Linked DNA regions of Mus musculus: all the other regions are linked to region 1. Evidence: chromatin loops called from intact Hi-C (ENCODE). Cell type or tissue: heart. All regions are shown on one strand.

Region 1 (8,000 bases):
CGCACCCAAGAGTCTTCTTGTCAAGCTCACCACTGCCACCACTGCCTGAGGTCTCTTCCCATCTGGCTACTCTCACCCAGCTTCCCCTCGAAGGTTCACTGGTTGCTATCTTGAGCCAATCATGCAGTGAATGGTGGGGAAGCAGAGCCAAAACAGCACATTGCTCCCACTGCTCCCACTGCCTCCACTGCCCCCACTGCCTCCACTGCCCCCACTGCCTCCACTGCCACCACTGCCTCCACTGCCACCACTGCCTCCACTGCCACCACTGCCTCCACTGCCACCACTGCCACTTCATTCCTTCACAGATATCAGAACCCAGCTTCTTCGGTATTTCGGTATGGATGGGAGACTAGTGGTTTCTCTAGGAACCCTTCAATGCCAGATTGTGACTCCTGAGGCACCAGACTCCAGGACCGAGTCACCAATGGATTCTCAGCCTGTGGTGAGCATGAAGAGAGCCACAATTGTAGCGCTCAGACTGTATGATGTAAGTCAGTCTATTAAATTCCTTTTTATCCTTAAATTTTTTAAAAAAGATTTATTTATTATTATATCTAAGTACACTGTAGTTGTCTTCAGATGCACCAGAAGAGGGCGTCAGATCTCATTACGGATGGTAGTGAGCCACCATGTGGTTGCTGGGATTTGAACTCAGGACCTTTGGAAGAGCAGTCGGTGCTCTTAACCATTGAGCCATCTCTCCAGCCCCCTATCCTTTAAATTTTTAAAGATTTATGTGAACACATACTGTTTGCCCGTATGTGTACGTGTGTGCATGTGCATGCCTGGTGCCTGCAGAGGTGAGGAAAGGGTTTCCGATCCCAGAACTGTAGTTCAGCCATGTGGGTGCTGGGAACCACACCCAGGTCCTCTGAAAGAGCAACCAGTGCTCCCATCCTGCAAACTGTCTTTCTGTCGTCTAAAGCCCCTGTGGTTTGTGTTCATTCTGTTGGTTTTGTTCCCCTGCAGAGTGTGGACTAATACACATGGTGACTTTTCAAAAGCAGCTTTGATGCCTAGAGATGGAGCTCAGTTGATAGAGTCCTTGTTTAGCGTGCAAGAGACCCTGCGTTCGCTCCTCATCACAGGTAAAAACTGGGCAAGGTAACCCCAGCACTTGGGAGGAGGGAATAAGAGAATCAGAAATTCAGTCATCCTTGGCTATGTAGCAAGTTTGGGATTAGCCTGAGCTACAGGAGATCTGACTCAAAAAAGAAAAAAAAAAGTTCACTGGGGCCTTTCATCCCAGCACTGGGGTTGAGGAAGAGGCAGATAACAGATCGCTCTGTGTTACAGGCTAGTCTGGTCTACAAGGCGAGTTCCAGGGCTGTCAGGACTGCTGCACAGAGAACCCTGTCTAGAAACAAACAAGAATTGCAATTGCTTCAAAAACAATTTGGAGGAAGAAGTAGCAAGAGACGAGGTGGCAGATAACAAGGCAGTGGCATCTGGGGACAGATGGCTTCAGAATTCAGAGGGAGCAGAAAGAGATAGCCTTGACTTAGACTGGGAGACATTAAAAAGCAGATGCTTGTAAGTGGTAAACAGTAGGAAAGCAAGCAGAGGGGGCTTAGAACAGGGACAGTGGGGAACATGAGGACACGAGAACATGGGGTACATACCAGAGCCCCAAGTGAGGAGCAGCCTGAGGATGGGAGACTTGGCACTGAGTGGTAGAGAAGGGCCCTTTAGAGTCTGTGCAGTTTGAGGCCAGTCTTTGCGCCATCATTTCTAGACATGCCCTTCACTTCAAACTGACAACCACTGAGAGAGCTATAGGCTCTATTTAGTCATAAAGAAGGGTTCATCCACATTTTGGACAGTCAGAATTTTGGGCATGCAAAGGCATTAGTACTGTATGATCCCTGGGGATGTGAAGGTGGGTTTCTTAGGTCCCCTTGTTCTTGGGAGCAGTAACAATATAAGACCCATGTTTCTAGTCACCTCCCAGAATCCCCAGGTTGCAGTTACCCACGGTGGTAACTGATGGTACCTCCTTTATTGGCTGCTTTCCTTGGTCTTCTTGCTACTTCTCTGCGGGTGCTTCCTGGCTTCACCTCCTACACTAACCACACACACTTGTGTCACTGCCTCAAGATCTGCGTTGGGAAAATTAAGCTAAACACTGTACACAAAAGGGTCGGAATCAATGAGCAGACACAGACAAGTGCAGGAGCTGTTCACACAAGCTTTCCAACTGGAAGCTTCGGCTGATCAGAATGCTCACAAGATAGGCTGAGCCAAAGTGTGAATCAGAGGTAGGTGGATGCAGCTGGTCTTTGCTACTTTGTGGGTTTTTTTCCCACCCTTCATCCCCCAGTTTCAACCCCTATCACTAGATAGGAGAGAAAGAAGGATAGAGGGGAGAGATAAATAGAGGTCCTTGAATCTAATTTCTTTTGACAACTAACAAACTGCAACTAGTCCCCTCCCCACTGATGGCCAACAACCACCCATCCACCCCCCAGGGCTCTCAAACTTATATCCTCTGAGAAGTACCCAGAATTCCAAACATAACACAATCACAGAAACTATGTGCAGCTGGCAAAACCCTGCTTTTGCTAGAACACAGGCAAATCGTAGTCAGCTGCTGGGAAGCAGCCCCGTATCTCCACACCTGGCATTAAAACAAAAACATATTCCTATACGATTTCTCTGATGTTAAAAGAAATCAAAATTTCAGAATTCTCACTCCAGGGGAGTCTTTGTCACACCAGTTTGCTATCACATGACCACGGAGTTGGCTAGAGATGAGCTCTGTACCCTGAAGATGAACAGTCACCCAACCTCTGAGTAGTAGCCCCAGAGTAGCATTAGGCAGAGAGACTCCTGGCATCTGGCTGATTGTGCACATCCACTGCTCGGATCGAAGCAAAAATAACCTACTTTTCTATAAAGAAGGTCTAGATAGGCCCCAAGGCTAGTACAGTCTGCCCCTCCACCCTACAAGCTGCTAGTCTCCATATACACTAAGGGATCTTTTCTGTGTCCTGCTTTGTGTCATGGTTAGGACAGCTCGGCTGGGCTCCCCAACCAGAGGCCCAGGCTACAGCCCTAGTGGCCTCTAGGGGGCGCCGCTGGGAAGCTTGTGGTTTGGCACCTCCAAGCTCAGTTGTGATGGGCGGACTCCGACCCCTAAAGGCCCCAGGTTCCACTGGCTAGCCCCTGGCTGATTGTACCCAGAGTGGATCCGACTCACAACGACACCCGCCTCCGATCCCACCATACCGGTGTTGTGTTGCTCGCCGCTGCCTCATTTCTATCATCGCCCCAGGTAGAGCCCTAAATCCTGGCCGGCCGGATGTCCATATGCCTGTCTGTTCATTTTGGGTGACCGTGGGTCGGTGCGCCCTACTCCTGCCGTGGCATGTGCAGAGTTAAGGCGGGAGGAGGTTTCCCCGAATCTGGGGAGGGGGGAGCGAGGGGCGGACCCGGTCCAGCCCCGCCCCACGCCGGAGCGGTGCGGGAGCCCCACCAGAGCCCAGCTTCAGCCCTAGCCGGAGCCAGCGGAGGCGGAGGCGGAACAGCGGACCCCGTGCCCTGGCGACATTTGAGATCCAGCAGGTGAGTCCCGCGGGAACCTCGCGCAGGGGAAGTTTGGGGCATGAAGGATAGAACCTTAATTAAACCCACTAGCCAGACCCGCCCCCCACTCTCCTTTGAGTTGGAAGTTTGGGGCCAGGAGGCCGTCCCTGTTAAATCCCGGGACTGAGAGTGGAGACCCCCAGCATACACATAGAGACATAGACACAGAGAGATACACACACAGCAAAAGGGGAGGCTAAGGAATGTGCTCTTGGGTGGGGGGTGTCAGGAATCCAGCCGTTTATTCCTACAGGAAAAGCCCTGGACTCAGGGACCTTCTAATCCTGTGCTCAAGAGATTCTCTACACCAGCCTTTTAAAACCTCCTCAGCAGGGAATCTGCTGGCATCGCCACACCCATAAAGGATGGACTTCAAAGGGAGTGTGGAATCCTGGAGTCTAGCCCCTTTGGGTCTCGCATATGAGACTGGCCTTTTGCTGATATAAATGGTTATACCTTGTAGAAGATCCTTCTTGTAAGGACTACAGGATGAGGGACCCTGATGGCTGGACCCAGGTTGTTGAAGGCACACTAGATGCCAGTGTGTAGAGGATGCAGAACTCTCTTGGAGCACTGAGATAAGACTTGTTGGGACAGGAAGCACGCTAGGATGGAGATTTGGGCTCTATCTTCCCTTCCACTCTAAATTGATCAAGTTACTATTTGCTAGTTCTTAAGGTTGGGGAGGGAAGAATCCCTCATGTTCCCACAAGAACCGAGAACGCCTTCTGGGTACCTGGAATCTATTCTTCCCACTATAGAAGGACCTTCACCAGTAGAGTGTTAGTCAAAGGTGTGGGTCTTTCTGCACGAGTGGTTTTGGGCCTGGCCTGCCTTCAGCTACATGTTGTTCATCTGTTTCTTGACAGTGGCCCTGACCCTTTGTTTTCTGCCTCCCCTCCAGGTCAAGGCAAGATCCCTTGGACTGGGCAGACACACCCATCCAGCCCTGACAGAATCAAGATGAGGCCTTATCATGTCCCCCCAGTGAGGCCCACAGCCTGAGCAGATACTATGGCCTACCACGGGCAGTGAGCGAGTACCATGGCTGCAGGAGGTGGTCGGGCCTTTGCTTGGCAGGTGTTCCCCCCAATGCCGACTTGCCGGGTATATGGTACAGTGGCACACCAGGACGGACACCTGCTGGTGTTGGGGGGCTGTGGCCGGGCTGGGTTACCTCTGGATACTGCTGAGACTCTGGACATGGGCTCACACACATGGCTAGCACTAGCACCCCTGCCCACTGCCCGGGCTGGTGCCGCTGCTGTGGTTCTGGGTAAGCAGGTGCTAGTGGTAGGCGGCGTGGACGAAGTCCAAAGCCCAGTAGCTGCTGTGGAGGCCTTCTTGGCTGACGAAGGCCGCTGGGAGCGCCGGGCTACCCTCCCTCAAGCGGCCATGGGTGTTGCGACTGTGGAGAGAGGTGAGTGGCTTAGAACATCCCTCAGTTGCCCCAAGCTTCCTTTTTTTTTCTCTTGCCGGAGAGTCCATTATCACAGAGGCTGGATAAGTGCCGCCTTGGACATGGCTTTGCCTCCTTTCTCTTACCTAGGCTTGCCGCAGTTTACTGTTAATTGCCTTTTCTGGGCTGTGAGGTGGGGGGTCAGAGCCCAGAAGGTCCCCCAGAAAAATGGGAGACCCCAGCCACTACCCTGTCCTGTTCTTTGTAACTAAGAGGCAGTGGGGGGTGTGGCCTAATGACTCTCTCATAGTTATAAATAGTATGGAGGGGGAGGGGAGCAAGGCCTTGGCTCTGAGCCCAGCAAGTGCTTAAGTGCTTAGTGCCCCCCCCCCCACTACCCCTAGCACACACCAGGGATCCTGATGTGGACAAAGGCCAAGCCGACCTGGAGATGGTTGCCATGGAAGCCCCCAGCTGCCAGGCAATATCACCCAACGGCCTGTGGATGTGCCCCTAGCTGACTCTGAGCACCTAACAGCTCTATCGAAGCAGCACGGTGTAGAGGTGCTGACAGGGTGCCAGAGGCTGAAAGCTGTGGCCAGCGCCTCTATCCCACAGGTCCAGCTCATCTCCCAGCCCCAAGCCTTCACCAAGTTGATGCCCTAAGTTCCCTTCCCAGACTGAGCTTCATGCTGAACAAATCCTCTTGTAGCCTCTACCACTGTCTTACGCTACCCCTACCCCCTTAGGGGACCTGCCCCCTACACACACACACACACACACACACACACACACACACACACCTGGTGGCCTCCGGGTCTGACCACCAGTCCCAGGCTAGCCTGCTAAGATGCCAGATTTGGTTGCCATAGCGTCTCCAGGGAGACCGGGCTGGATTATAATTAGATCAGCTGCCTCCTGCTCTTCACTTAGAGGGGCCTAGGCCAAAGCTGGAATCCCAGTTCTCCTAGCTCCAACTTCAGACAGGCAACAAAGTTTTTGATAAACACAAGGGTTTCCTTCCACCCCTGGGTCTGACCGAGGGAGCTGTCAGGGTGGGGTCCACCAGCTAGACATGGTTGTATAGTCTGAACTACTCTCTTCTGTGCAGATGGTATGGTGTATGCTCTGGGGGGAATGGGTCCTGACACGGCCCCCCAGGCCCAGGTACTGGTATATGAGCCCCGCCGGGACTGCTGGCTTTCGCTACCCTCCATGCCCACACCCTGCTATGGGGCCTCCACCTTCCTGCACGGGAACAAGATCTATGTCTTGGGTAAGGGCTGAGGGATGTGGGAAAGGGGGGAAAAGAGTCCAGGAGGTTGCCTAGATTAGGGATCAGTCTTCATCTGAGAAGTTAGGATTTGAGATGCTTTGGTGGGTGGGTGGGGGCTAATCCAGGTCTCTTCTGAAGCCTCCTTGGTGGCCCAACTGGGGTTGGAAAATCACATTCAGTGCTGAGGGTTTACGTGGTCTCATGGTTACTCCATGAGCAGGTATGTACGCAGCTGGATGTCGGGGCCTGGGGAGGACAGTTCAGCAACCTGGAGAGGACACCACCAAGCCCTTTGGGCTCTGTCCCAGGTGCTTCAATTCCTTTGACAGGAGGCCGCCAGGGCAAGCTCCCAGTGACTGCTTTTGAAGCTTTTGATCTGGAGACCCGTACATGGACCCGACACCCAAGCCTGCCCAGTCGCAGAGCTTTTGCTGGCTGTGCTATGGCCGAAGGCAGTGTCTTTAGCCTGGGTGGCCTGCAGCAGCCTGGGCCCCACAATTTCTACTCCCGGCCGCACTTTGTCAACACTGTGGAGATGTTTGACCTGGAGCATGGTGAGCAGTGTCTGTTTTACTGTCTCCATGGGACAGAAGGGAGTGCGTGCGTGCGTGCGTGCGTGCGTGCGTGCGTGCGTGTGCACCCTTGCATCTGCATATGTCTGTGTGCATACACCTTACATCTTCTCTTTTTCAGGCTCCTGGACTAAGCTGCCTCGTAGCCTGCGGATGAGGGATAAGAGGGCTGACTTTGTGGTTGGCTCCCTTGGGGGCAACATTGTGGCTATTGGGGGCCTTGGTGAGTGTCCATGGAAGGAGTGTCTCTGAGCAGGACCACCTTCTCTAGGCAACAGTGGCAGAGCTTTGGGAGATCCTTGCCTATCTATAAATCAGGGAACATGTGATTCACCTGACTTAGCTCTCGCGGTGTCTGCCGTGCCCGACTCGGGGCCCTAAGACACAGGAGCAGAACAGATGATGGAGTGTGACCAAATAGACAAAGCATGAACGAATGAACTTGGGCAGTGAGACACAGAACACTCCTAGGTCATGAGGGAGGAGTGCTTACTAGGCCATTATCCAAGAAAGGGAACAAAGGGGTCTTCAGCCCCTTACCATCATCTATGTGCCTCTTCCAGGGAACCAGCCATGCCCTTTGGCCTCCGTGGAGAGCTTCAGTCTTGCACGGAGACGCTGGGAGGTGCTGCCTGCCATGCCTACGGCCCGATGCTCCTGCTCCAGCCTCCAGGCTGGGCCACGACTGTTTGTTATTGGGGGTGTGGCTCAGGGCCCAAGTCAAGCGGTGGAAGCACTGTGTCTACGGGATGGAGTCTGAAGACCTGGTGAGACCCATCTACCAGGGCAGCTCACTATAGAAGCAGATCGGGCTCCTTTTTGATGCTGAGGGTGCTCCCCATGGCTCTGTGGGATGAGGGAGGCACAGGAGAGGGCACCTGAGTTACCGCCTCAGGAGCTTGGGTTGGGGAGCCTTTGTCTTTAGCATAGGACACACATGCTCACACCTATTTTTATCACCATCCACTCACGAACCATAGCTAGCTCCACCTATGCCCTAGAAGTTACTAGGCCCTCTGTCAACTCTGACACGTGAAGAGCAGAGCATTGGCCTCACGGTCTACAGCTTAGGCCCTAAGAGCTGACCAGGCCTTCTCCAGTGGCCAGTCTGGAAAAGTCTGAGCTTCCAGCCTTCCTGGAGGGGTTCCTGGGGACCCCAGGAGTA
Region 2 (8,000 bases), 54 kb after region 1:
AAAGGTGAGGGACACAGGCTCTCCAACTGCACTGCCTGTTTCCTCCTATTCCCTTGATTCTTCTGGAATCTTCTCTGAGGTTCAAGAGAAGACCAAGGAGTTAGGGGAAGTAGAACAAGAGGTTACTGTAGTGGAGAGCAGGAGGCACCCTGGTTAGAATCCTGAGAGCTAGAGATGAGAAGGCAGGTTTCAGTGCCTGATGGAGCAGAGACTTGCTAATACCCAAGTGCCCTGGCATTCAATTATAGGGCCTTGAAATGTATCTAGGTAGCCTGGGTGGCAGCCATGCTCGGGAGTGTGGGGAAACACTGCCATGTAGTTGGCCTGAGGGCAGTGCCAATTTCAAGCTCTTGACTGCAGCTGTTCTGCCCTTGCCTGGACTACCTTCCTTCCCACTGCTATTTAACTCTCTCTTGGCAACAGGCCCTTCCTAAGCCTCCTCCAGCCATCCAATCTTTTGTTCTAGAAACATCTGTAGACTATCTCTTGCCTTATTATCTCAGTCTACGTCTGAAGCTTTGGATTTAGCATATTGGTGGACTGCAGCCATGGAACCTGAAAATCACAAGGATGGATGGGCCCAACCTCTCATCTGCCTTATGCTGTGATTTGAATTTGCAGTTTGCAGCTAGCAGGTTCCACTGCGCCTATTTATTCTTGAATTTGCCTTGTTTCTATTTTGATTCTTGTAATCCAAATTGCACTCTGGTGTTTCCACGGAAACAATTCAGTGATTGTTTGGTGTGCCAAGATGAACTGTGGGGGAGGGAAGCTGAATGACGTCCAAACATTTCCACGTTTGTCAGGCATGACCAGGGTCACCTGCCACACAGCGTGACTGCTTTGGACTCTTTAGTTCTACTAAATGCTGTGTTCTAGGCTTCTCTATCCTCTTCAGCAAATTCCTGGAAACCATTCCTCTTCCTGGCCACTGAGCAGATGACAAAGACAAGAAGGGCCTTAGGGGCACATTAGTGAGCCAGGGGATGTAAATGGGTGAGGAGGAGGTCGTCCTAAGCCCACTTGAGTAACCTGGGTCTGCCATGTTTCCACAGGGATGAAAAATAACCATTTGGATGATATTTAACATGAATTCCTTATTTCCTCAATCTAATCTTCATATAACGCCTTTTCTAAAGGGAAACCTACCTTTCTGGCCAGGGGGAGCCTGGATTCACCTTCCTCGTCTGTCTTCTTGCGTTGGGCCCACATTCCCAAGGGCCAGTAACTCCACCATAAGCAAAATCACTTCAGAGTGTTGCATGGTTAGGGTTCCGTCCTCATCCTTCAAAGCCCTGATGGAGACTAGACCTTGACCTGTGACCCCAACTAGGACTTGGCTTTGTGAGACCTGTGACATCCAGCCTGAGGATCCAGAGCCCTCAGGTCAGGGGTCCTATAGGAGTCCTGTGTGGCTGGAAACCATCCCTTCAGTTCTCACAAACTGTGACAATTGGTGACATTATCCAGGGCTGATGGATGGAGATGGGGATTAGGACAGGGTGAAACTCAATGAGAAGTGCTATCCTGGTCTGGATTCTGGGATTGATCAGCAGACACACATGATTTCTTTATACTGAAATGATACATATCTACTGTAGATAAAAATAGAAAATATTTTTTGTAATAGGTGGGAGTTGATTGCATTTTTAAAAAGATTTATTTTTTATGTATTGAATACACTGTCATGTCTTCAGACTCACCAGAAGAGGGCATTGGATCCTATTACAGATGGTCATGAGCCACCATGTGGTTGCTGGGAATTGAACTCAGGTCCTCTGGAAGAGTAGTCAGTGCTCTTAACCTCTGAGCCATCCCTCCAGCTCCTTAATTGCATTTTTTAAATGTTAAGTTTAGGAATAACTTTAGATTTATAGAAAACCTCAAATATAGTGAGCATGAGTGTATTCTCCCTGGCTTTTCCAGTGTTGGCATATAACTGGTGTATCTGTCAAAACCGGGAAGCTCTCCAGACATTAGCCTCAACCTTCAGGTAGCTTCCACTCGTTGCTACTGATAGACATCCTTTACCATTTTAGCTCCAGTGCTTAGCCATTGTGTCTTCTTAGTGCCGGGAGGTCAGGGGTTTTGAAACATTTTTTCATGACCTTGGAAAATCCTGGAGTTCTGACCTCTAGAATGTCCTCTTGTGTGGGTCTGTCTAACCTTGCCTCATGGTTATAGACTGAGGACTGTGGGTTTGTAAGCATATCGCAGATCTGAGGTGTTCTTTCTCAGCTTTGCCTTGTACACTAACTGTGGTTCCCAACCTTCTGTGACCCTTTAATACAGTTCCTCGTGTTGTGCTGACTCCAACCATAAAACTATTTCTATTACTACTTCATAACTGCAATTTTGTTATAAATTGAAATGTAAATATCTGAAATATCCAATATGTGAACTTGTAAAAGGGTCGCTCAGCTCCACGGGAATGGAGAGCCACAGGCTGAGAAGCACGGTACTATCAGTAGTCAGGATGATCTTGGCCTCCTTAGCCTCCTGCTTAATTTCCTAAGTGCTGGAATTACAGGCATTTAGCCACCACACCTACATCTTTTAAGATTTAATCTTTTTTTTGTTTTTTTGAAATTTGGTTTTTGTCATCTGTTCTCTCCAGACCCGATAAGACTGGGTTGGGTCCCTTTGTGTAACAGCCCTGGCTGTTCCTGTCCTGAACTCACTCTGTAGACCAGGCTGGTATTGAACTCAAGAGATCTGCCTGCCTCTGACTGCTGGGATTAAAGGCGTATACCACCACCACCCAGTGAAAGATTTCCATTTTTATGTGTATCTGTGCTAGTGTGTTACATGAATACGAGTGCTAGAGGAGACCTAAAGAGGCCTCTGGAGCCCCTGAACTTGGAGGTGTAACAGTCATGAGCCTTCCATCCTGGGTGTTGAGATACAGACTGGGTCCCTCTAGAAAAGCGGCAAGTACTCACAACTGCTCTGACAGCAAACCTACCTCTCAGGCCGGCCCTCTGTATTTTTGGAAGAGTCTCACTACATAAACTTTTCTGACATGCTATTCTCCTGCCTAAGCCTTCCAAGTTCTATGATTACCAGTGTGCACCACCACACCGGTCTTCTTGTTGGTGACATCTATGTGACATCAATGTGACATCACGGGAGAAGTCGCAGGATTTGTTGGGACTGCATGTTTTTCCACTCTTAAGTTTATGCTCTTCCTTTAGTCTTTGGAGTAAGGGTAATCAAACCTAATTCATTCTTAAGGGTAATGATGGGGTAAGAAGGGCAGGAACTAAGCTCTATCTCCACATCTGCTGGTACACACCTTTGGCAGGCAGAGGCAGATCTTTGTGAGTTCAAAGCCTGCCAGGTCTACATAGGGAGTTCTAGGACACCTAGGGATATATACAGCCTCTCAAAAAACAAAAGCAAAACAAAGTCCACATCCACTTGAGCAAGGCACTGGCGTGTGAACACGAATCTCACATAGGCCGGCACCTCTCCATCTAGAGCAGCCTGAGCAGAGATGGCCTAGGATGCAGTGAGCAGTCACAGTACCACCTCTCACTACACAGGCTGGGAGTATTTTCTGAATATGCTACCCCCTGCAGGGACTAAATGGCAGCTAGCCCACAAGAGCCACTGGTTAGACTTGGCCTTTTCTCTTGCCTCAGGCAGGCAATGCCAATGAACATCCCTGGTTGGAAACCAGTTAGCAATCATCAGGGAGGTCCATTTGACCAAGTGGATAAATGTGCTGAGAGATTGCCAGGTGATGGCATGAATGCTCCATCACACACCAGTCAAGTACCAACTGAGCCAAATCCTGAGACCAAACTAGCTGTGAACAATAACTGAGTGATATACTCTGAGTCAGCTCACCCATCACCATTTTTTTTTTCTATGCTAACCTTGGGGCAATGGCCTGGTTCTCCACACCGTCTTGGCTCAGCTAAGTGCTATAAAACTACTCATGGTGGGCTGAAGTGGTCAGGTGTGAAGGTGGACAGGTAAACCTTTGCTTACCTTCCCCTGCCTGCCCTCAGCAGGGTCCACATAGCTGTGGAGGATTGATTAGGTAAGGGGCCTCATGGGATATCCTAAAGAAGGCAGCCTGGGATCCTACCAGAAACTGATTGCAGCAGACCTGGACAGAGGCATTGCTCTGTGTAGGGTAGGGCTAGGGACTTGAGGAAAACATGGGACTGGGTCCCTGTGTGCAGTGTGTGCACTGTGTGAGGAGAATAGAGTACACAGGCAGGAGAGGGCCCAAGTCAAACTTCTGCCTGAGCCTGGCTCTTCTGAGAGGAGCTTACCTGTGATGGGCTAGCCCCAGGTAATAAACCCACCCTTTTTATGGTTCCTGGATTTTTATTTTTCCAGGGATTCATATAAAAGAATACAAGGACAAAGAGCAGAGGCACAACCTATAACCTATCCTGGGGACTGTATATATTCAACACTAACCAAGAATACACTTTAAAAAAAATGTCAAGTCCAAAAAAAACTTTTCAAACATTTCAAAATAACAGAACTAAAACCTGGGCTCTCAGCTCAAAATGGGATTCAGCAGAAATTAAACAAGGTGTGGCAATTTGGGCTCTGCCAACCCCTCGTGAAGACTTGTTCTGGTAACCACTGTGGCTGCTGACATCCACTCTCCTCACTCTATTTGGTATTTAAAAGAAGTCATCAAGTTGTAGTCTTCTTCCAAGTCCAGAACAGTCTCAACTATATTCTGATCATCCAAAGCCTGCTTGAGGCTACCAGGGTCAGCATCCAGAGCCTTCTGAGGACTCTCATCCACAAGCAGGGCCCAGGCTTCCTCCTTGAAGGGTGAATCTTGGCAGTGTCCACACACACGGTTCAATTCATTTTCAAATTCTAGTTTTCCAGCCAATTCTTCAATAGTTCGGATACTTGTATGGTCTTAAAACAACAAGGACAAAAAGGACATACGGCTTTACAGCTCTACTTAGAAGTTCCTGAGGACAGTCCAGGCATAAGATAAAAACCACAAAACTGATGTACTCATGAAAGAACCTGTCTAGCCTGATACCTGATAGCTACCACAAGCTAGCAAGCCCATAGACACACATAAATAGAAGAGCACTGCCAACTGCAGAATTCCTGTCCCAGCACAGACAAGCGAGCACCAATATAAGGTGGGCCTGATACCTTCCCTTTACCCCAGAATTCATCTGACCCCAATCATCGGTATGAATTAAACACACAACATAGGCTTGATTTAATGAAACTCCATGACCTATGGAGAGTGACAATATGGTATGAAAAACAGGGTCCTTCAGGTAATCCAAATGTGGACTGGTGCTGGCGAGGTCTAAGGAAATGACAGGTAGAAGCAACGGCCAGAGACAGTCAGTCCTCCAAAGTTATAAAGGTTCTGGGGCCTCCCACTGGGCCCTTTCTAACCTGTAGATTTTTCCAGGTCAGTAGTTTCTGGCAATGCCTGAGGGTATGTATCCCTCCATCAGGAGCTGCTGGTCCACTGTGCAACACAAGTCATTTAGAAACAGCACACAGACACAGAACATACAGACACAGGACGTTTGTAGGATGAGTGTCCAGCTGCTGGGTGTGGTAGTGCACAGTGATAATCCCAATATACAGAGGAATCAGTAGGAAAAATTTCAGTTTGAGACTAGCCTGGCCTACCCAGCCAGATCCTGTTTGAAAAAGGAAAGCTTGGCATGGCCCTAGGGAGTCTCAAAACTAAACAATAACCAAAAAAGTGGGGGGTGGCCATGGAGAGATAGATGACTCAGCTGTAAAGAGGACTTGCTGTTCTTGCAGAAGACATGGGTTCAGTTCCCAGCACCCACATGGCTTACAACTCTGAAATTCCACTTCCAGGGACTCCCATCACCCTCTTTTGGCCTCTATGGGCACAGGAATGCACATGCTATACATACATACATGCAGGCAAAATACTCATACACATAAGATTAATAAAAAGAAAACTGGGGCTTGAGAGAAGCCTCATCAGCTAGCAGCCCTTACTGATCTGCAAAGGACCTACGTTTGGTCCCTAGCACCCATGTCTGGTGGCTCACGACCACCTGGGATTCTAGCCCCAGAAGGATGCAATAGCTCTGGCCTCTAAGAGTGCCCACACTCACATGCATATACCCACACTTAAGACACACATAGACATAATTAAAAATAAAATTAAAATATGAAAAAATAGGACATATAGTACTATGCTAACTAGCTACTTCTAAGGGAGATGTGAAATTTTGGTTTTTGCAACAGTCTGTGGCCTTGGCTGGCCTGAAACTCAATTTGTAGACTAGGCTGGCCTTAAAATTCCTATAGATCTGTCTGCTTCTGCCTTCTGAGTACTGGAAGGATAGGCGGGTGCCATTCTCCCCAGCTACAAGGAAGACTTCTTCCACTACAGTAGAACAGTAGACTATCTGCTGTCTCTTCCCCCTTAGGCCTATATCCCTTTTTTTTTTTTTTTTTTTTTTTTTTTTTTTTGCAGCTCTACACTCAAGGACTAAGGCCTAGAAGCTGCTATCTGCTCCCCAGGGACCCCCAGATCATTATTAGAAACTGTAATGATATTACTGCTGTGTGACCTCATTAGGTTATCAGTTCTTTGAAGAAAGGAATGGTATTTGATTTTTTTCATTGTCTGCTGTGAGCAAACAGCAGATGTGTGGACTCCTGGCGTGTTGAAGGTCAGAACATGTGGTCTGGGCTCTCTACTTACCAATCATGTCTAGCAGATCCTTTGTGACCTCTTGGCTAGAACTGCTGAGCAGTACATTTGGGTCAGCTTTTAAATCTCTCTCCATATCCTTCCTGCGGTCCAGATTGGGGGCGGGGTTGAGGGGAGAAGATGGGGAATTAGATATTCTTTCAAGAAAATATTAAAAAACTTCAGAAAATCCAAAACACAACCGATTTATTGTTTTTGAGACAAGGTCCTCACTATACAGTCCTGGCTGGCCTTGAACTTACTGTGTAAACCTGCTTCTGTATCCTGAGGGCTTGGGATTCAAGACATTAGCCATCTTGCCCAGCCAAGACGAAAATGTACTGGTGACCACCATTTATGCTATGACAATATCAGAAACTGGAAACTAAATCCGTGAAGAAACTAAGAGCCGTAATGACCCATTCCCATTACAGGCTGCATTCATCTTTATGAAACCAATACATATATTTGCAGTTAAATGGCTTCTCAATTTCTTGATTTTGGGATAGGCAAGATGACCAGACATTTATGTCCCATCTCATGCAATCATCCCTGATCTAGGTCAGGATGCCTGGGATCAGGCAGTTTGTTTACTTAATAGGCCTAAAGGAGACAGTCCAAAAGCACCCCCCAGCCCCCAGGGACAAGTTTTCTCTGTGTAGCCCTGGCTGTCCTGAACTATAAACCAGGCTGGCCTCAGTCAATCTCAGGTCTACCTCTTCTGCCTCCCAAGGGCCGGGATTAAAGGTGTGTGCCATCACCACCCAGCTGCCAAAAGGTTTTTAAGATGGGTGAAACAAAAACAAGGTAAATCCAGGAAGCAGGGCCTAGCCATAGACTTAGGTGTGGGAAAGGACGGTAAAAGCCAATGCCCGGTCTCTGAACATGTTATTACAACGCTGCACATTATTTTTTGTGTTTAAACCAGGTTTCTGCAGGGCTGACAGTTCACGCCTACATTTCTTACACTTGGGTCTTTGCGAGTATGACAACCCGAGTTGGCTCCCTGAACCCACAGGGCAGAGTCCACTCCTGAAAGGTTCCCTTTGACTTTTGTAAGCATGCTGTGGCTATACACACACACATAGAATTTTTAAAATGAGAAAAAATTGGCAGCTGGAGTATGGCTGGCTCAGTGGTTGAGAGGGCAGCACTGGCTGCTCTTCCAGATCTGAGGATCCCACCTGGTACCTAACAACTGTCAGTAACTCTAGTTCCAGGGGATGTGATGCCACAGCCTTCTGGCCTCTGCAGGCAAAACATCTACATGTACAAAAGACAAACATTAAAAAAACTTAGGGAAAAT
Region 3 (8,000 bases), 69 kb after region 1:
AGGCGTGGTGGCGCACGCCTTTAATCCCAGCACTCGGGAGGCAGAGGCAGGCAGATTTCTGAGTTCGAGGCCAGCCTGGTCTACAAAGTGAGCTTCAGGACAGCCAGGGCTACACAGAGAAACCCTGTCTTGAAAAAACCAATAATAATAATAATAATAATAATAATAATAATAATAACAATTCTTGGAAGCTTCAGGGAATCGCCTTGAATCGACCTCTCACAGGTCAAATGGACTCCAGATGGACTCAGTCAACAGCCTGTTTCCTCACCTGCCTGGTCCTGAGCCTGGGATCTCTCCTCTCCCCCTTTCCCTGGTCTTGGGACTTCCCGTTCCCAACTACTAGGACCACGGGCCTAAAAGTTTCTAATGCACACCTAAGAAAAAAATTTCCCCAAACTCCTTAGCTTTAGCTTCTACCCTTAATATGTATCTGCTTGAGCAGATTTCTAGTCAATTAAAGGCTGCAAATTGCTCCAACTGCTAACTGCATGTCCCTAGCCCCAGATGATCCTACAGAGACTGGAGAGCAAGAACCTGCTCTAACCTGACTAGGCTATCATTCCATCATTTTGTTTTTTGGTTTTTGGTTTTTTTTTTTTTTTTTTTGGTGTTTCGAGACAGGGTTTCTCTGTGTAGCCCTGGCTGTCCTGGAACTCACTCTGTGGACCAGGCTGGCCTCGAACTCAGAAATCTGCCTGCCTCTTCAAAGGAATAAGGGGAGTGACTCAATCGTGCATAATTACTTTCTGCTGACATTAGGGAATTGTTGTTGGGGGCCAAAAAACTGGATATGTTAGCATTACCTCTGTATTCTGCACTGAAATCCACACTGCAGAAAGAGCTGGGGACAAATTTTAGGAGTTGGTTCTCTGCTTCTACCCTGAGTCTGGGAACAAATCCAGGTCAGCAGGCTTGGGGGTCAAGGATTCTCAATGAGCTGCCTAGTCTCACCAGCCCATTATACAATTTTCAAAAATAAAGAAAAGGTAAAAAATAACAGTCAGGCTGAGGCACAGGCTTCAATCCCAGCACTCAGGGGGCTAAGACTGGCACTGAATGACAGAGTGAGTTCCAGGATTGCCCAGGCTGCACAGAGAAACTCTGTCTCAAAAAACCAAAACAAACAAACAAAAAAAGTAAACAAAATTTTAACTACAAAGGTGGCCTTAAACTCAATCAATGATCCTCCTGCCCGAGCAAGGAATTACAAGCATGCGACACCACACCCAGCTGAACATCAGCTCCCGCGGGTAGGCTAACCTGGTTGCCTCGCCCTGTTAATAAGAAACAGAACTGAGCCTGTGCTGTCCTGGCTGAAGCCAAGTTCCCTGACAGCAATGACGGCCAGGACAGGCCACAGACCAGTGTGAGGATACAAGCAGATCAGCAGTGACACAATCAGCAGGACTCTTCTAGTAGTGACTTTTCCCACGAGTAGGGGAAGGAAGGATTGCTCCACAAGTCACAAGTCAACCTCCCAGAGCCAAGTACTACAATCTAACTCCAGCATCTATCTTCTCACCTCCCTCCTCAGCACCTGTGCACACACCCACCTGACTGGGAACTCCACCACGGTGTCAAGTTTATCCCGCCAGTATCTGTTATAGGAGAAACGCTTGAGGTGAACCACCAGGATCTTGGGCAAAGACCACAAGTCAAACTTCTTTGTTGCCTGCTGGTGCTTCTTACAGGTGGGACAGTACCTAAAGACAGAAGAGACTTACTTAGCCAGGGCAGCAGGAGGTCACAAGGAGACCTTCCAGGCAGGACTCAACCCCAGGACTTATGAACAAACCCCTGCCTTCTCATCAGAGCAGTGGCTTTTCTCAGTCCAGCAAACAGTCGTCTCTCACACACAAATATTTACAGAACTGCTTAAGAAAAGATGACCTGTCCAGGCACAGGAGGAGGTTTCTGTGCACACAGGTGGTCCCAGCAAACCTCAGAGCCTAGGGTACATAGGTCCCCTGCTCAGAGCTCGGGGACTTGCATACCAGGGGTCATGCTCCCCAAGGGTCTCCATGGTGGTGAAGAGCTCGATGCACTCTCGCAGGGCTACTGCCGCCTTCTTCTTCTTCTGCGGCTGTGACATGCTCAGGTGCTTCTCACAGGCCTGCGGAGAGAAGCACTGAGTTCTGCTGTGAAGCCTCCTGGCGGCTCACGGGATGCTCAAGCTCTGCCTGGAATATACCGTGCTTTCTGCAGTCTCTGCACACAGAATGGCAGTCTTGGGTGCTTTTCATTTCAAGTCATAAGGAAAATTTAACTGTTGTCCAATCAATGAGATGAACATCAATGTATTTTCAGAGCAGAAGCCAGAACACAGCACTGACCACAAACCCCAAATGACATACCTCAGATTCTTGCTCATCAAAGTAAAGGCTTCGGGTCTCACTGTCCCAGTCAATGGCCAGTGTGGATCGAGCTGTGGAGGGGACCATAGTGTCACTCATTATGGAATGACCAACACCAGGAGAGGCTCTCCAAGTGAGAAGGGCCACACTCAGGCAGCAGCACCACACCTGCTCACCCACCACCAGCCACTGAGGAGAGCAATGCTAGAACCTGGGGCAGCCTTTTTGAATCTCAACCTCCCACAGCTTCAAAGTCTCCCCTAATATTACAGATAACCCCCAAAACCCAGAATCTGACAGGCGGATTTCTGAGTTTGAGGCCAGCCTGGTCTACAGAGTGAGTTCCAGGACAGCCAGAGCTACACAGAGAAACCATGTCTCGAAAAACAAAACAAAACAACAAAATAAAAATGTAAATGGGAGTGTAGATATGGCTCAGAGATTAAGAGCATTTTCTGCTCTTATAGAGTACCCAAGCTCAGCTCCCTACACCCACACAGTGGCTCACAGTAGTCTGTAGTTCTAGTTTCTGGGGATCTGACAACCTCTCCTGGGCTCTGTGAGCACGAGGCATGCATGTAGTAAGCTTACAGACAGGCAGCAATAAAAACTCAGATAAAAGACTGTGTAAAGGGAACCAGGAACTACAGTGAGTGCTAGAGCCTCTGCCTTGTATGTGCAAGTTCCTGAGGTCAGTCCTTAGTCTTGATAAATACATGAAACATTTAAAAAGCTGGAGGAGGCTGGAAAGATGGCTTGACAGCTAAGTGCCCTGTCTGCTCTTCCTGAAGACCCAGGTTCAATTACCAGCACCCAAAGGCTCTTGATTGTCTGAAATTCCAGTCCCGGGGGATCGGATGCCCTCTTCTGGCCTCTGCAGGCACTCATATGGTGCACACATATATATACATGTAAAATACCCATTCACATAAAATTTTTTTGAAAGGTATGGGTTGGGCTGGAAAGATGGCTCAGTAGTAAGAGATCATTTATTACTCTTGTAGAACACTAGGGTTCAGTCCCTAACACCCAAGGCGGGAGCTCATAATTTATTACAGCTTTAGTTCCTCTGCAGGTCCCAGGCACACATAGTACACATACATATATGCAGGAAAACACTCAAACACATAGAATCTAATTTTTTTTTTAAAGATTTATTTATGTATTTACTTTATGTGAGTACACTGTTGTTCCCTTCAGACACACCAGAAGAGGGCATTGGATCCCATTACAGATGGTTGTGAGCCACCATGTGGTTGCTGGTAATTGAACTCAAGACCTTCGGAAGAGCAGTCAGTGCTCTTAACCGCTGAGCCATCTCTCCAGCCCCAGAATCTAATTTTTAAAATTAAAGCTGGGTAATGGTGGCAGGCACCTTTAATACCCAGCACTTGGAGGGCAGAGGCATGGATCTCTGTGAATTTGAGGCCAGGGATACAGAGAAACACTGTCTCGAAAAAACAAAACAAAAAAAAATTTTTTTTAATTAAAATGAAGGGAAGGTAAAAAATTAAAAAAAAAAAAAATGAAGGGAAGGAAGGGCAAGGGGGGGAGGAGGGGAAGGGGAAGGGGGGGAAACTAACATAAGTAGTTAAGGTAGAAGACAAAGGGTGCAGCGTCCGCCCTGCCCATGGAGGCATCGCACATGATGCATGTCCACACCCCTAGAGATGCTTTTTCCCCAAGCGCCCAAGCGCTGTCCTGATTACAATCCACAACTACCTCTAGCTTCATCATATACAATTAAGTATTTTTACGGAACAAAGAGACAAATGCACCTATTCTTATGAGTGAAGCAAGTCTACAGAAATGCTCCTAGCATGACCCTAAGAATCACTGAGCCAGAGGAAAGCTCTCGCAGAGCAATGGAAGCCTGTTTGCTTCTGAGGTCATGAACATCAAGGATTAAGGTGACAGCTGGGCATAGTGGCATATGCCTGAAATCTAAAGACTCAAGAGATAGAGACAGGAAGGTCAGAAGTTCAAGGCCAGCATCAGCTACATAGGAAGTCTGGGTTAGAACCTCCTGGGGTTAGAGATGGTGAGGAATACTTCTTGCTCTTGTAGAGTTCAGGTCCCAGCATCCACTTGGTGGTTCACAGCAGTAATTTCCATTGTAGGAGATTTAATGCTGTCTTCTGGTGTCCACTGATACCAGGCACAAACATGGTGCACAGACATACAAGTAGGTAAAATGTCAACACATAAAAATGGGGGGGGGGGGCGAGCGTGGTGGCGCACGCCTTTAATCCCAGCACTCGGGAGGCAGAGGCAGGCGAATTTCTGAGTTCGAGGCCAGCCTGGTCTACAAAGTGAGTGCCAGGACAGCCAGGGCTACACAGAGAAACCCTGTCTCGAAAAACAAAAACAAAAACAAAAATGGGGGGGGGGCTTGTCTTAAACTTGCCACTCTACTACCGAAGGGAACAGGGTAAAACTCCTTTGAGAGATGTGTGTCCTCAACCGTTCTCCAAGGCACTCAAATGTCTGACCCTAGAGCTACATAAAGAGTTACCACCTGATGTAGGGGATATGAAGTAACACGATTCCTAAAGAGCTCTTATGTGCCCCAAGTCTACCTGAAGGGGCAAGCAAGCACTTACAGTTGAGTTTGAGGAGTTTCCCGTCAGTTGCCAGTGAATTGATATCAGCAGTTCCACAGGAGTTCACGAGGCTGAAGGTAAAGAGCCTCTTGTGCCTCGGCTGGCCTTTCACCTTTTGGGCGCTCTCGCTATGGTCATCTCCCTGATCGTCCTCACCACTGCCTTCCACTTCGGAAAGCTGCTCTTTTCCTTCCTCTTGATGATCCATTTCTTCCTCTTCATCTCCTGATACACATGAAAAACAATCTGTGAAGTCCCATACTTAGCCAGGTATGGTGATATCTATCTATAACCCAAGCACTCAGGAGGCTGAGAAAGGACAGTGAGTTCAAGGCCAGCCACAACCACATGACAAGTTTGCAGCTGGTCTGGATTACAGGAGACCCTACCTCAAAACAACATAACCCACAAAGAAACCATAAAATATTTATTTACTCTAAAGTGCATTATTATTTCCTAGTATATTTTGTTGTATATATATTTTTAAAGATTTATTTATTTATTTATTATACATAAGTACACTGTAGCTGTCTTCAGACACCCCAGAAGAGGGCATCAGATCTCATTATGGATGGTTGTGAGCCACCATGTGGTTGCTGGGATTTGAACTCAGGACCTGTGGAAGAACAGTCAGTGCTCTTAACTGTTGAGCCATGTCTCCAGCCCCTTTGCTGTATATATTGAAGTGCATCCACCCCTATACATCTCCATAGTTATTAGATACTTGATTTAACAAGTGACTGCCCCCAAGAGGCAGACAAAGCATGTTATTCCATGATGAGGTACCAGATACCCAGAGAATGAATGCATTTACTTTGTTTCTCAAGAGAGAGGTGTTTGTTTGTTTGTTTGTTTGTTTGTTTTTAATAGCCCTGGCTGTCTTGGAATTTACTCCATAGACCAGGCTGGCCTGGAACTCAAGAGATCCACCTGCCTCTGCCTCCCAGTGCTGGGATTAAAGGTGTGCACCACTACCACCACTACCACCACCACCACTACCACCACTACCGCTGCCGCCACGGTTGAGAATTTAAGTGAGTCTTTTGGCAGCAGCCCCTCACATCACATGGTTCTCCCCTTGACTTCATCATTAGCTTCCCAGAGAGATGCACTAAAATGGAACACTCAGTACCCAAGAACAGTTTTGCAAGGAAGAAAATCTTAAAGTCAGATTTAAAATCTTGCAATCTCAGTGCTTGGAAGGACTGGGAAGGAAAGTCAAGCGAGTGTAATCTGCACAGTGGGCTCTAGCCCAGCCCGGGTTAGAGCAAGCAAGCGAGCGTAACCTGCACAGTGGGTTCTAGCCCAGCCCGGGTTAGAGAGACAAAGGGAGCATTAAAGTCAACAGAGAAAGGCATGTGCTGCATGAGTGTGGGGATCTGAGTTTGCTCCCCAGAACCTGCATAAAAACAAATGGAGAGAACTAACTTCCAAAACGTCACCCTCGGCCTCCACACACACCCATGCATAGACAATGCACACACGGATACAAGAGTAATACACAAAAAACTTAAAAACCCAAAGAATTCAGAGATGACTTATGGATTTATAGGAATAAAGGCACATGATCACCTACACACTGCAGACCAGGCACACTGGCCACAGGAAGGGACGGAGGCCTTGGGGTTTGCAATGAACCCACTGCACTGTTTTTCAACTGTGACTTTCTTCTCTCCTATGACCTAAACTCAGTTGTTTCCTAGGAAGTCAGAAATAAATGCCCAAGATAGCCAGCTTCAACCTCCTGATTAGCTGGCCGGGAAACCTGTCCTTTTAGGGCAGTAAAGGGTCCCCAGCCATGCTGAACGGTGTGTACGAGTCCATGCTAGGGAAGTAAATGCTAACAGATAAGGAGGAAACTCGGACTCCGGGAGCTCGGGAAGGGAGCACAGCAGGCAGTGACCATGCAAGGCCTTGATGACCAGCACTGTACAATCAAACAGATCTTGGCCCTGCTTCATAACCTTAGCCTCGTTACCCAGTACTTCCAGGCTCAGTGTGTCTGAGACAGAACACAATGTGTGTCAGCAGGAATCCAAAACCATTCTACAAGATCCAAAGGTTAATGGTGACTAAGAGATCCTACACTCTACCAGTCCAGACTCAAATAAATCCATGTGTTTAACACCTTCCAAGAGGAGGGAAATCAGGAGCAATGAGGTCATCACAGCCCCACAGCCCCACAGCAGGAGTGCTTACCTTCATAGCTACTCCTAGAGCCATTGCAGGCCCCAGGCTCTAAGGGTGAGCTGAGAAACTCATCAGGCAAAGGCTGTTTTATGTAGCGGCTTAAAAAAAAAAAAAGATTGTTAGTATTAACATTTAACTCTTTTTCTACAATACAGCTATGAAGCAGTACGTAATTCACATATTCAGATATCCATAAGCATAATGTAATGGCTCAAGAAATTAAGAACCACCTAAGAGATCACAGGTTAACTTACTAAGTCAATAAAGATACCGAGAAAGGCTGGTTCCAGGTCTTCTGGGAATGTCATGTGCATTATTTGATTTGATTGCAACAGTGTTTTATGGTCCCCAGGCTGGCCTCTAATTTGCTATATACTTAAGGGAAACTTTCAGCTCCCAATTCGCCTGCCTCCACATCTCACGTGCTAAGGTTACAGGAGTGCACTGTGACCATGCCTGGTTTACGGGGCTGTGGAGAGTCAACACAGGGGTTTGTGCATGCTAGGCAAGCCCTCTTCTCCTCCAGCTGAATGCCATTCAGCACCCTCCATCCTAAGGTAGTTGATAAGATTACATGTGCCAGCTACTCCGTCCTGTTAGCCTCTGCCCCCCTCTGCCCCTCTCAGGGTCTGGCACAGTTCCTTTTCTCAAAGCTGAGTACATGGTATCAACAGAAAAACAAGTGCAAAACCCATTCATCTCAGATAACCATGCGATTACATTTCCAGTACCAACCTGATACGATCACAAACAGCCTGGTACAAAGACTCTAGGGTTAGCTTATGCTTAGGGACAGAGACAAGAAGGGGCTGTCCATAGAGCACAGCCCCCGAGGAAGCACTCGACGGCC

What was found. A loop is a pair of places that touch in the nucleus more often than their neighbours do. Peaks named below come from ENCODE experiments on the same cell type or tissue, not always from the same donor. Only the 100,000 strongest peaks of a DNase experiment are listed, where the experiment ranks them.
Region 2: a loop joins it to region 1, with 2.2 times the contacts of the local background. A loop is called at or near these places in 11 of 42 quality-filtered maps.
Region 3: a loop joins it to region 1, with 2.2 times the contacts of the local background. A loop is called at or near these places in 7 of 42 quality-filtered maps.

Annotation. Positions count from the first base shown.
Region 1 is chr9:108,447,884-108,455,883 of GRCm38, reverse strand. It overlaps Klhdc8b (kelch domain containing 8B), which reads left to right and starts at 3,083. Exons shown (of 6, transcript NM_001359428.1): 1 at 3,083-3,567; 2 at 4,493-5,008; 3 at 6,099-6,263; 4 at 6,593-6,817; 5 at 6,957-7,058; 6 at 7,399-8,000. The coding sequence starts at 4,633. The coding sequence ends at 7,595. It also overlaps a transcript of Ccdc71 not described here. In heart, a CTCF peak has its summit at 3,066 (motif pointing right); DNase peaks (open chromatin) are centred at 3,253, 3,303, 4,633, 5,843 and 1 weaker place; H3K4me3 peaks cover 4,389 bases; H3K27ac peaks cover 5,597 bases.
Region 2 is chr9:108,394,092-108,402,091 of GRCm38, reverse strand. 1700102P08Rik (RIKEN cDNA 1700102P08 gene) reads right to left here. Exons shown (of 4, transcript NM_053216.2): 3 at 6,707-6,798; 4 at 4,322-4,899. The coding sequence ends at 4,634. Among named protein-coding and RNA genes, the nearest start is that of 1700102P08Rik, 5.3 kb to the right of the region's middle. In heart, no CTCF peak of the experiment used is centred here; DNase peaks (open chromatin) are centred at 331 and 791.
Region 3 is chr9:108,378,513-108,386,512 of GRCm38, reverse strand. It overlaps Usp4 (ubiquitin specific peptidase 4 (proto-oncogene)), which reads right to left. Exons shown (of 22, transcript NM_011678.2): 14 at 7,886-8,000; 15 at 7,160-7,248; 16 at 4,961-5,185; 17 at 2,358-2,428; 18 at 1,998-2,116; 19 at 1,557-1,706. Among named protein-coding and RNA genes, the nearest start is that of 1700102P08Rik, 10 kb to the left of the region's middle. In heart, a CTCF peak has its summit at 3,239 (motif pointing left); no DNase peak of the experiment used is centred here.